2 separate regions of the Mus musculus genome follow, and region 1 is linked to region 2. The links are chromatin contacts, found by POLR2A ChIA-PET in ENCODE. All regions are on one chromosome and are shown on one strand. The core of a region is the stretch at or near the end of the contact, and the rest is flanking DNA. Distances in the headings are between cores, read along the strand shown.

Region 1 (5,986 bases), core at 1,793-4,292, 48 kb before region 2:
AAGGTGGGATGACAGAATGACTACCGAGAGCTGTCCTCCGAGGGCCGCACTTGCTTGTAACTTCTGTCCCCCACCCCCACAAACTAAGGAATAGAAAAAAAATGTTTAAACTTTGAGAAGAGAAAGGGAGAGAGCCAGGCAGAAAGACGAAAGGAAGAAAGGAAGAAAAGAAAGATTGATCCACATTCTTGTGATTTTTTTTTTTTTTTTGAAACAGCATCTCATATAGCCCAGGTTACCCTTAAACTCCTTGTAGCCAAGGCTGGTCTTGAACTCCTGGTCTTTTGTTTTGTTTTGTTTTTTGTTTTTGTTTTTTCGAGTCAGGGTTTCTCTATGTTGCCTTGGCTGTCCTGGAACTCACTTTGTAGACCAGGCTGGCCTCGAACTCAGAAATCTGCCTGCCTCTACCTCCCAAGTGCTGGGATTACAGGCGTGAGCCACCACTGCCCGGCTGATTTTTTTTTTTAAGATTTATTTACTTGATTTATATGAGTACAGAATAGCTCTCTTCAGACACACCAGAACATGCTATTAGATCCCATTACAGATGGCTGTGAGCCACCATGTGGTTGCTGGGAATTGAACTCAGGACCTCTGGAAGAGCAGTCAGTGCTCTGAACCCCTGAGCCATCTCTCCAGCCCTCCTGATACTTTTGAACCTCCTAAGTGATGTCTGTCCACTTAGGCACGTCCTCGTCTGGCTTTTTGTTTTATGAGGCAGAGTCTTGCTAGATAATTCCTGGCTGGCCTTTAACTAGACAATCGTCCTGACCTCCGCACCCTGAATACTGGGATTATACCCCTGACCACTGAGGCGTCCATCTTGGTGGTTAAACAAAACAAAGGCAGATGAACAGATTTAGTGGGAGATGGAAAATTCCAGGTGGTTCGGCTCTGAGCCTGCTCCGGAGCCAGGTTGACAAAGGAGCCATCAGGTCTGAGCTGTGTGTGGCCCTCACAGATCAGAAGCACTGTGGGGTCAACATCTCAAAATCAGATGGCTCGTTTAGTTTCTGGTGAAAACCTAAAAGAACTCCCCCACAGCACACAGCTAGAGCTGAGGACATCTGCCCTCTGGCTTACCGCACTTCCTCCTGCTCCCTCTGGCCTGCTCAACATGGAGTCTGCAGAGTCCACATTACCTAGAACACTCTCTTAGTAGAGGGGTTTTACCAAAAGAAAGCTACCTGTTTTTTGCTTGCACCCCACCCACTCTCCTTGTCTTGTGGCAGGCACCTGAGTGCGCGGAAGAAACTGTGACAGCTCCTGAGCCTAACACCCAGCAGACCACTCCCCAGCCTCTCCTCCTACCTCCCTGGAGCCCAGAAGTCTGGGTGGAGGGTGCTGAGGTCATCAAAGAGAGCTGGCTGTCAGGCCTGACTGGGGCCCCAGCAAGGAGAGCCAAATGTAGCCGCTGGCTGGAGGCCAGCAAGGACATTTTCCCCCATTTATGTCCTGAAGGAGGTGGCTACTTGGGCACAAGATGAGCCCAAAGTAGGCACAAGGCTACCAGGGCACTGAGTGCCCAGAGGAGCTGGCTAAGTCCCAGAGAGCTGGAGGCCTGCAAAACCAGGCATTTCATAGCGTGGCAGTGTAGCCACCTGTGGCCACTGTGCCCGTTTTTAAGACATTTTTCATATAGCCCAGTCTGGCCTGGAATCTAAGGGAGGGTGAGTTCAAACTTCTGACCCGATGACGTGACTGTGCCACCTCACTGGGGTCATATAGTTTGGGATTGGACTCAGGGCTCTCTGCATGCTAGACAAGCTCTGGACCAACTGAGCCACACCCCACGCCTAGACAGTGGGCGCCTGTCATGGAAGGCACCCATGTCCACGCTGGGACTTCCCTGGTCCTGAGTCCATACCATCTTCCAATTCTGCCTTCGCTGGGGTCTGGCCCCATGCAGCCACCATATGGGGACCCCAGTTCTGCCTTCTTCCTATTCTCTCACCCCAGAGGTTGATCTGAATTCATCTCTTTTAAGTGCCAGTTTTAGCACCGCCTGCCTGGCCCTTGCCCAGCCTTCCTGTCTTCGGGCCAGGATGCTCTGCTCTGCGAGGTCTCCCTCCCCCAGCCCCTTTTCCTCTCATCAAACTTCAGCTCCAAGATGGCACTTCACCCACCTTAGCCTTCCTTGTAGACCAACGCCACATCAGGCCACACCTGTCTGGTCTTCCCTCAGGCAGATCCATCCAAGGCCCGGGGTCTGTCATCATTTGGCGCACAGATAGCACTGGGCCTAACTTGGTCCTTGATCCCATGGGAACAAGGGTGGCAAGAAGCCTTTTACCCCTCTAACACCTCGGGCCTCCTCAGCCCATGGGTAACTCAAGCTATCAGAACCTTCTAAGGGACGAGGCTCTCACCTCAATGGACTTCTACAGTGAAACATTGGCTCTACTAGTAGCCCCCTCTCAGGTCCCCGGACTCTCCTGTATCACTTCTGTGTCCAGGGAAGACACTGAACTGTCTATTCAAGGAAGCCATGCTGCTTGTCACTAAGTAGGTGCTCAGTTAACTTCTGAGCCAACATTGCGATTACTAGTTGGGCTCTCTCAGACCCCTCCAGTCACTGTCCACAAGGGCCAAACCTTCACTCTTTCCCCCTTCCTGGGTCTTCCTTAGCCTGTCCCTCTGGGGACAGCCACGGATTGGAAACATCACAACAGGGTTTCCTTCTTTCCCTTTCATAAACTTAGGACCTTCTAGAAAATTCTATGATCACCCTTAGGGATCCTACACCTGGCTGGCCAGCCATGGGGGAAACCTTATCTTATAGCTTCTTCCTGGGGCAGAGCAAGCCCAGGGGATTGGGATGGGAACTAGACGGAAAGAGGCCGAATGCTTCTGCCTGGGTGAGAGGCCTCTCTGGGGCATCACAGGCCTGAAGCCATTTCTGGGCGGCCTCCATGTTTGCAGGGCAAGCTTCAAGGAGCTGAGGAGAGTTAAATATAGTCTCAGGCTCCCCGCTGCTCCACTACCAGCATCCGCGCCCGAGAGTGCCACCTTGTGGCTGGCTCCAGGCTCCTTGGTGGGATAGAAACCATCTCAGCGGAAGGAGTAGATCAAGATGGCTGCCCAGGAAGCAGTGGAGGGGCGGGGACAGGCGGGAGGAGGGAGGAGGGAGGAGGGGGAGGGAGAGGAGGGAGGAGGGAGGAGGAAGACAGGCATGTGGCTCTCCTTTCCCTTCTGGCCACTGGCCCATTCCTACGAGTTGCTAAGTCACCTCCAACATGGCTTCCCCAGAAAACTCCAGCAGAGGCCTGAAGAGGGGCCATGAACCCAGACCTCTACACTATGTCAGTGGGGCTGCAAAACTCTTCCAAAGCCTGGAGCCGCCTCCACCTCCCTCGCCCGCAAAGACAGCGTCCTGCCTTCAGCAATGGTTTCCAGGGAGATAAACCCCTTCTCTCTCTCTCTCTTTTTTTTTTTCTTGAAGCAAAGAATTAGGAAGGAGATGCCCAGATCCCTGCAGACCCCTGCCCTTTCCCAAAGCTCCTTAACCTTGCTTAAGACAGCAGTAGCTGGCAGCAAGTTTGACCCCCAGCTACCGCGGACAGGTTAGGCCACCTTAGGCCGTCCTCCTCACACATCTTTCAGAAGAAATAAATCCTATGGAGGAATGATAATGACGCCCTAACCCTCCGCAGTGCAGTGCTGCTGAGCTGGCAGTGCAGGGAGAGGCTGCAACTTGCCCAAGGTCACACACCTAAAACAGAGGGCAAGAGTCCAGGGTGGCCGGAGTCCGCGGCCTTCAAGCCTGGGCCTGTAAACAAAACTGGGAGACGTGGCCCAGGCGACTGGAGAGGAAGCAGGTTGCAGATGTCCTTGGAGCTCGAGGAGGGGACTCCCTGCAGAAGTACCTGCTGCGCAAGTGTGGGGACCTCGGTTCAGATCAGCAGAACCCACAAAAGAAGCTGGCACTACGCTGTACACAAGTAACCCTGGTGCTGGGGTCTGGATAAGAGGATCTCCTAGGGCTCACTGACTAGTTTGTCTAGTCAAAATGGGTGATCTCCGTTTTCAATGACAGAGCTTGCGTTAAAAAACAAATAAACAGGGCTGGCGAGATGGCTCAACAGCTAAGAGCACTGACTGCTCTTCCGAAGGTCCTGAGTTCAAATCCCAGCAACCACATGGTGGCTCACAACCACCCATGATGAGATCTCATGCCTTCTTCTGGTATATCAGAAGTCAGCTAATAATAATAAATGAATCTTTGGGCCAGAGCAAGGACTGAGCGAGTGGGACTGACCAGAGCGAGCAGAGGTTCTAAAAATTCAACCCTGACAACCACATGAAGGCTCACAATCACCTCTACAGCTACCATGTACTCACATACATAAAATAAATAAATAAATAATAAAAATCTTAAACAAACAAAAAATCAAAATGAAGCCAGGCAGTGGTGGCGATCCCACGCCTTTAACTACAGCACTTGGGAGGCAGAAGTAGGCAGATTTCTGAGTTCGCGGCCAGCCTGGTCTACAGAGTGAGTTCCAGGACAGCCAAGGCTGAACAGAGAAACCCTGTCTCAAAAAAACCCAAAAAATAAAAAATAAAAAAAAATAAAAATGATTGAGGACAAGACCCAGACTGATCTCTGGCCTCCACACATGCCTGCATGGCTGGGAATACTTAAATGCACATCACACAGAAATTGAATTAATTTGTAACAGATTTATTGCTGTGTGTAGTGGCACCTGCCTTTAATCCCAGCACCCAGGAGGCAGGGGCAGGTGCTGCTCTGTAAATTTGAGGCCAGCCTGGTCTACAGAGTTCCAGGACACTCAGAGTTACACAGTGAAACTCTCTCTGCCTTGGGAAATAAAATAAAGATCTATTTACTGTTACATGCATGAGCGTCTTGCCTACGTTTCTGTAAGCGTGCTATATGTGTGCAGGTACGTTAGTGGCAGCAGGAGACTGGAAGACAGCGGGAATCCCCTGCAACTGGAATTAACAGGTGGCCATGAGCCACCATGTGGGTGCTGGGAACTAAGCCTGCGTCCTCTGCAAGAGCAGCAAGTACTCTTAACCACACAGCCATCTCTCCAGCCTCGAACGAATTACTTTCTTAAAAGGGATGGCGAAGGCCGGGCGTGGTGGCGCACGCCTGTAATCCCAGCACTCGGGAGGCAGAGGCAGGCGGATTTCTGAGTTCGAGGCCAGCCTGGTCTACAGAGTGAGTTCCAGGACAGCCAGGGCTACACAGAGAAACCCTGTCTCAAATAAACAAAAATAAAGGGATGGCAAAGTGGCTCAGAGAATATAGCAGCCAAGCCTGATAGCCTGAGTTCAATTCCCAGACTCCCACCCCAACACATGAACAAAAGTAATTTTTCTTTTTTTTTTTCTTTTTCTTTCTTTTTTTGGTTTTTCGAGACAGGGTTTCTCTGTATAGCCCCGGCTGTCCTGGAACTCACTTTGTAGACCAGGCTGGCCTCAAACTCAGAAATCCACCTGCCTCTGCCTGCTGAGTGCTGGGATTAAAGGCATGCGCCACCACTGCCCAACCCGCTTATTTAAAAAGCCTCTTTGAAACCAAGCACAGAGATAGAGAAGGAGTCCTGACCTGACTCTGAGGAGCAGCAACCAGGAGCCATGCTCATTCTAACATTGTTTGGTGTGGGTTGGACGCCAAGCCTAATTTACCAGCAATCCCCACAGGAGCTCTGCCCTGTGGAAGGCTGCACGCTGCCAGGGGCTGGGTGCTAGCTCTGTCTGGAGTTGCTGGAAGCCCCCACCGCTGGGCAGTGACAGAAAGGAGTGAAGGAGCCCCCAAGGGGGAGGGGCGTGGCTTTGCGGTACAACAGTCCTGGTCTGGCTTAGCAGACAAGTGGCCCTGTATTCTATCCACAGTTCCACAAATAAACCAAAACAAAAATAAAGGAGCAAAGCCAGAAACTCTAATCTTGTGGGAAACACCCCGATGTTTCCCAAATACTGACAATGTTTGCTTGTTTGTCTTTTGAGGCTTGTG
Region 2 (6,649 bases), core at 1,170-3,669:
CTTCCACCAGAGACCCACTCCTATCTAACTTATTGGCACACCTAGAATCTCTACTCATTTTTTTAATGATTAAAAAAACATGTAAAGGCTCACTACCGAGATCAGGACCATAAAACTGAGTGTTGGTATTATGCAGCATCACAAGTGGTTTTCTTTCCTCACCTCAAGTCCCACAAGCCAAACTACAAAGAGATGCCAGGAGAAAGCTTGTGTGTTGACAGCTACAAATGGTTAGAGAAAAAGACAGACATTTCTGGAGTCAGTCATCTCCCTATACTAACAAGTCACTTTATTTGCTGTTGTGCAGAACCCAGCCAGGAAGGGTGTGTTCCTTAAACTATCATACAGTTTTACTCTAAAACAATTATGTGTATGCCGGCAGCTCCGTCTATGTATGCCATGTGTCGGTGCCATGGGAAGCCAGAGCACCAGATGTTCTGGAACTGGAGAGAAGGCTCGGTGGTTAAATGCAACACAGCTCACTCAGAGGCTCTGGGTTTGGGTCAGCGCCCACAAGGTAGCTCACTATTTTAACTTCAGGTCCAGGGGATCCGACTTGACTCCCTCTGGGATTCTGGCTTCCTAGAGCACCAGGCATTCAGGTGGTACACAGACATACAGGCAGGCATTTATACATGTAAAATAGTAAATTTAAAGAAAGTTACAGGTGTGTGTTGCTCGGCAGGGGTGCGGCGAACTGAGCTTGGGTGTCCTGCAAGAGCAGCGTACATTCATAAATGCAGTGCCATCTCTCTAACACCAACAGTCCTGTTATTATTACACAGACCTGTGTTTCAATCTAGTTCCTATCTGATATATAAATTCCTCCCACTCCTCCATTAAGACTGTGTCTGGCACTCTCTAGTTCTAGTCTCAATAGTTAGAGGAGATTACAAACAAAACAACAAAGCAAAAAAACAAAAAGAAAACAAACAAACAAAAATCCCCCCAAATTAAAAGCAAATGTAGATCTGTGATTCTTAGTTACAGAACTTTGCTCTCAAGCCCAGGAACCACAAAGGCTCCAGGTAGCTTTCCTCACTCACCCCACTTCCCGGACCGACATTCCCCCAGGGGTCCCTTAACCACCACGCTTCTTATTTTTGCAGTGGGTGTTCGATACACCGCTCCTTCTGTGTGTCTAGCCACAATTTTGCTCTAAATTCTCACGGTCAGCAATGCCCTCTACCACCGTTTTACAAGTTGCTCAGTAAAAAGCCATCGGCAAGACCTGGTCCTACAGCCGAGTTTGGGGGAAGTCACACCCTTTAAAAGCAGGGTTTCTTATCATTTCAGAACTCTCCGAGAACCAGGCTACATAATCCTGCCCCTCCTGGCCGTTCAAAGTCAGGAGAAGCTTGGCGACATGTTCCGGTGGCTACGGATCACCTTCAGATTCCATCTGAAAAGCCCCTTTTGGAAGACGGCATTCTCCAGCTAATCCCCACGGGCTACTCTGCTCACCCGGCCTTGGGATTGAGGAATCCCACCGACACTGAAGTCACTAACAGAAGACTGGCAGATCCGCCAAGGGGGAAAGCATTCCGAATGAAGAGTCGGAATGAAAACAGCAGCGTCTCAAATTGTCAAGCGCAGCACCAGAGTAAGGCGATAGCGCTAATTTCATAGATTAGACGCATACCAAAGTTAGGGCTGGAAAAAGAGCTCTCCTCCACTCGATGTACCCCCGAGCCCCAATAAAAGGTTATACGAGAAGACAACAAGGTGTTCCGAAAGCCTCTGGCTCGTGCCCGGGGTGAAGGGATCCCCCAAAGTTATCCCATCACCTTGCACTGGAGCGATCCTCATCCCACCCTAAAAGCAAGGCGGGAATATGAAGGATAGAAAACAGGGGCTGTGCTGCGGAGCAGACGCAAACGCCTCACATCGCCGCGCTCCACCAAGTTTCTCTCCTACGTGCTTCGGCCAGCAGCTCGCCCTCCGCCCGCGTTCCCACAGGGGCAGCCGAGGTCCACCATCCCGCCACTCTGCGTCCTCACGGGGCAGCCCCGCGTCGACCATCCCACCGGCCCTCGCCCCCGTTGCCCCGCCCGGCCGCGCACCTTGCTCTTCACCTCCATGGTGCCCAGGCAGCCGCTGCTCGCCCCGTGCCGGTGGCCGCGGTTCATGCTGAGTGCCCGGCCGCCGGCGGCCTCGTCGGGGGCCGGCCCTCGGGAGCGCGGGCGGCGGGGCCGCGGAGCGCGGGCTCGGGACTCGAAGCGCCGCACGGCGCCTCGTCACGGCACCTGCTGAGGTCCTCCCCGCAGCGCAGTGCCGGCTGCTCCGCGGCGGCCTGAGGGTCGGACTGCCAGTGCAGCAGGCGGGGACACCGGTCCCTCCCAGCGAGGCTCGGGGGCGGCGGCGGCCGCGGCGGTGAGGAGAGGGCGGAGCACAGCCCTACAGCCGCCGCAGCCTCCCTTATCCGCTGCCTCCCCCGCGGACGCGCGCCCGCGCGCTCGTGCACCGAGCTGGGCCGCGGCCGCGGCACGTGCGCGCGCTCACCTGCAGCTTCGGCGCGCGGCTTGCGCTCCGCCCACACCCAATGGGAAGCGCGCACCTGCGCCCGCGGCGTCAGCCAATCGGCACGCAGCCTGCGGGGCTCGCGCGGCCCGTGGGCGGGCCTCGTGGTTGGGAAGCCCCGCCCACAGCCCTCGCGATTGGTCCTGCCTTGCGAGGGAGGGGCGGGATCACCTGAAGCTCTGGGGCCTCTCTGGATTGAGCCGGGGGAGCAGTAGGACGCATGCGCCGGCTGTAGAGTTTCCGCCCCGAGAAGGCGATGGGGAAGGCCGGCCGGAAGCGCGAGCGCACCTGGACTGCCGTTCAGGAGGGTGTGTATTTTGCGCATGCGCGCGAGCGTTTTCGCCGGCTGGGTCGGGTCGGGAGCGCCCGTATCTTTAACGCGCCCTAGTCACCTGCTTGGAATGTGTGTACAGCCGTTCCCTTGCCGTGATGATGTGGGGTGACTGGGCATCTGGGGCCCCTCTTCGGCCTGAGCCCCCCCCCATGCTGCGGCTTCTTGGCGGCCCCCTGAAACTATTGTGGAAAGAGTTTCAAGTTTTCCCGCCTCTGCAGCAGTCATTAGAGGGAGAAGCTTGGGGGTCGGGGGTGGGGGGATGTCTAGGCCTGGAAACTGCACTTTCGTCTCAATCAGCGCTTCTCAACCTGTGGGCTCTTGACCCCAGGACGACTCTTCCTCCGGGGTCACCTGAGACCTAAAACACAGATATTTACATTGCGATTCATAACAGTAGCAAAATTACAGTTAAGTAGCTAGGAAAATCATTTTATGGCTGGAGGTCATCAGAATGCGAGGTCACAGCATTAGGAAGGTTGAGAACCACTGCTCTAGATCTTCCCTGTCCCGAGGGTGCCCTGGGTATCAGGAGAGGACCAGGGAGCTGAGGCCTGCGATGGTCCCCACAGGCCCTGGCTCCCTGCGGGCCTCACCATCCGCCCTCTGAGGCTGAAGTCGTCTCTCTGTGGAGCAATTTCTTGCCCGTTTGTTGTTTGCACCAACGCCAGCCTCTGGGCTGTGTTCTGTTCCCCCAGTGACCGAGCTGTGTCCTGGGGTAACAACACCAATTCCTAATCTCTGAGCGCCCCACACTGAGGCTGCTGCCTCTCTCTCTGTTTTGTTTACCCATTGGTCTTGCTGGTGCTAGGAGAAAAGTGAAAGTCTCCCTCGACGACCCTCCTACCCCACAGAGGGCTGAAGAGCTAGCTGATCAGGGGCCTTCACTCCTGCCCACTCTCCCCTTGGACCACAGAATCTAACATCTTTCCGCTGTGATGGGGTTCAGCTTTTCTATTTTCCTTCGTGCACGTGCACTTGAAACAGCGTTACTCTATGTACAATGAAAGCTACCCAGTGGCGGGGATACCCTGGCTTTGCTCAGTTGTTTGTTCACCCTGGGAGAGCCAGGCTCTTGTCATGCGCTCATGTATGTATTTGGGGACAAGAGGAGCCGAATCTGTGGCTTCTCCAGGCTACACCCTGTAGCTTCAAAGATAAGAAGCCCCTTTCCCCTTGAACGAATCTCTTCACCAGCTGTTGGTAGGCGATTTTAAGGTTTCCCTGGCCATTCTGGGGTGGAAGTCCTGGAGAGAGAGAGAGAGACTGTCCCTCAAGCTGAATCTCACACTGCCTTCCCAACCCATACCTGTGTGGTGGAAAGAAGATTTGTGGTTTTGAGGGGCAGCCACAGGCCCAGTACCCTGGTCAACAGCATCAGCCCAGCAGTTACAGCTCTTTGGGTCCCAGGACCCCTGAAACTAAACATTACAGGGAACCTCCAAGTTTGTGAATGCCTATGAGTGTTTATTGTATTGGAACTAAACCAGAAACGCGTTTAAAACAATGCACAATACATATTCCAAGCAGGTAAAGATGATGTCATCATTTGTCCTGTCTTTTGCGGAAAACTCCATCATCTGCTTCTGAGACAAGGAAGGTGAGATGCGACGCCTTCATGAGAACAATATGACTTTGGAAATTCCCCTAGCGAGGTTTCCAGGTGCCAGTGGACCCGTGGGCCACTCTGAAAACCGATGTGCCAGAAAGCACAGGACCTCCAATCTCACCTTTCTCCTGCCTCTGCCCTGAGCGGGTCACACCTTGAGAACTGTGGACCTGTGGCCCCAAGTCTGTGTGGATGATGGTTGGGTGGCTGCTATTACTGCTATCGAGACTCCTTTATCAGCTGCTTTGAGGAGGAAGCTCATGGGTGCCAATGCACCTGCGTGGGCCCTGCATTCCTGAAGCTGCCGTCACATCCGCCCTCCCCTCCCCCCGGGTGTGGCATCCCTCACTACCTGAACTTTCCTTTCTCGAAGGGAGGGAGGGCCAGGCCAGAGCTTCCTGGATCTCTCCGGCAGATCTGCTGCAAACCAGGGCTGTGTAAGAAGGGAATGTAGAAAATAGTTTGCCTTTGATAAAGGTGCTGCGGGGGAGGGGAGCCTTGTTGTCAGCTTGGCTTAAGAAGCCTGAAGACCAGAGAAACAGTGTGGATTAGCTCTTGGCTCCTGCCTCTTTGGTTTAGAGACTGACTTGTAACCTCCGTTCTCCCCATCTCCTCTCCCTGCCCCCAAATCCTCAAACCAGAGCTGATCCGGACTGACAAGCCCCCCCCACCCCCCCACCCCCCCGAGAAGCTCTGAGAATTAGTGTTCAGTGGGTTGAGAGATAAGTCAGTTAACAGCCTGACCCGGCTCTGTAAATTACAGGCTCCTGAGATGGTGAGTCTGGCTCAGGTCAGCAGAGCTCTGCACCCACACACCGCCATCCCACCCCCACCCCCGAGACCCCTTGGCAAGGGTTACAGTTTCACTTCATCATGGTCTTCTAAGTTATAAACACTCAGCCTGGCTTGATGGCTTAACACTTGTAATCCCAGCACTCAGGAGGGTGAGGCAGGTGGATTGCCTACATTCAGGGCAATCTGGGCAACAGATCGAGACTCTGTCATTAAAAATAAGGGCTGGACCTCATTTGGTGGTGCACGCTGCCGAACTTCCAGCCAGAGGTAGACAGATGTGTGAGTTCCAAGCCAGCCAAATGACTGATCTGACACTACACAGTCTGACAACCCGAGTTCGGACCCTGGAACCCAGAAACAGACTCCCACAAGTTATCCTCTGACCTCCACACAAATGCCTTAGCATATGCACACCCACAAGATAAATATAAACACACACACACACACACACACACACACACACACACAAAACCAAAAAACAGTCCAGGCATGGCTTAGTTGGTCAAGTGCTTGTTGTAGAAGCACAGGGCTCTGAGCTCCATCCCCAGAAGCTATGGGGAAAGAAATCAAGTCCTGGTGGTAAACTTTGTGATTCCAGCCCCAGGGAGACAGGGATGGAGGATTCCTGAGAAATCAAGTCCTGGTGGTACACGTGTGTAATTCCAGCCCCAGGGAGACAGGGACAGAGGATCCCTGAGAAATCAAGTCCTGGTGGTACACGTGTGTAATTCCAGCCCCAGGAAGGCAGGGACAGGAGGATCCTGGCGCCTGCGCACTGGCCAGTCCGCCTAGCCCCGTTCATCTCAGAAAAAGGTGAACAGCAATGGAGGACTGGCCCCTGAGGCTGTCCTGTGGCCCAAATAGGTGCACACACCCTTAAGCACACCCGTGTGCACACGCACGCACCAACACTACAGACCCACCCTGTTACATTCTTTAGAAATGTACCCTGCATGGTGGGAACAGTTTGTAAATTTCCACGATTTTTTTTTTTAAATTAACATTTGACATGGCGATCTTCTTCCTCCCGCTCTCAGAGAAGGGGAGTGTGGAAAACCTGGAGGTGGGCCGGTACACTCTCTTCACGGATTGTCTCCACCGAGTGAGCTCCTTCTCTTCCGTTGCTCAAGTCAAAGTCTTGAAGGAGCTAGTTAATGATTTTTTGAGAAAGAGCTGAAGTGTATATTTATGAATCTCTGGCGACTCACCCAAGCATTCTAAGCCCTTTAGCCGAGGTGGAATTCTGTCACATGCTCTTTTCTGGTTAATGGCTTATAACGCGTTGCTGGTTTGGTGGGGAGTAAGGGCCCATTATTTGCCTTTTAAAGGCTCACTACCCCTTTAGTTAAGAAAACTATGTTTTCGGGAGGCATCTGGGCCAGGCTCCCACCTTC

The links. ChIA-PET counts read pairs that join two places held with the same protein, here RNA polymerase II (POLR2A).
Region 1: POLR2A ChIA-PET joins it to region 2 with 12 read pairs in embryonic stem cell. The contact joins the enhancer-like site here to the promoter of Pard6b in region 2. POLR2A ChIA-PET finds 5 or more read pairs at or near these places in 4 of 5 experiments (Patski and embryonic stem cell).

What each region holds. Positions count from the first base shown.
Region 1 is chr2:168,125,712-168,131,697 of GRCm38, reverse strand. No RefSeq gene overlaps it. Among named protein-coding and RNA genes, the nearest start is that of Gm46787, 16 kb to the left of the region's middle. Within about 2 kb of position 3,042, at least 1 of the 3 ENCODE cell types and tissues checked has a DNase peak (open chromatin) inside an H3K27ac peak, as active enhancers do.
Region 2 is chr2:168,076,774-168,083,422 of GRCm38, reverse strand. It overlaps Pard6b (par-6 family cell polarity regulator beta), which reads right to left and starts at 2,419. Exons shown (of 3, transcript NM_021409.2): 1 at 2,064-2,419. The coding sequence starts at 2,129. Gm39990 (a long non-coding RNA gene) reads left to right here and starts at 2,697. Exons shown (of 2, transcript XR_867010.1): 1 at 2,697-2,923; 2 at 3,663-5,011.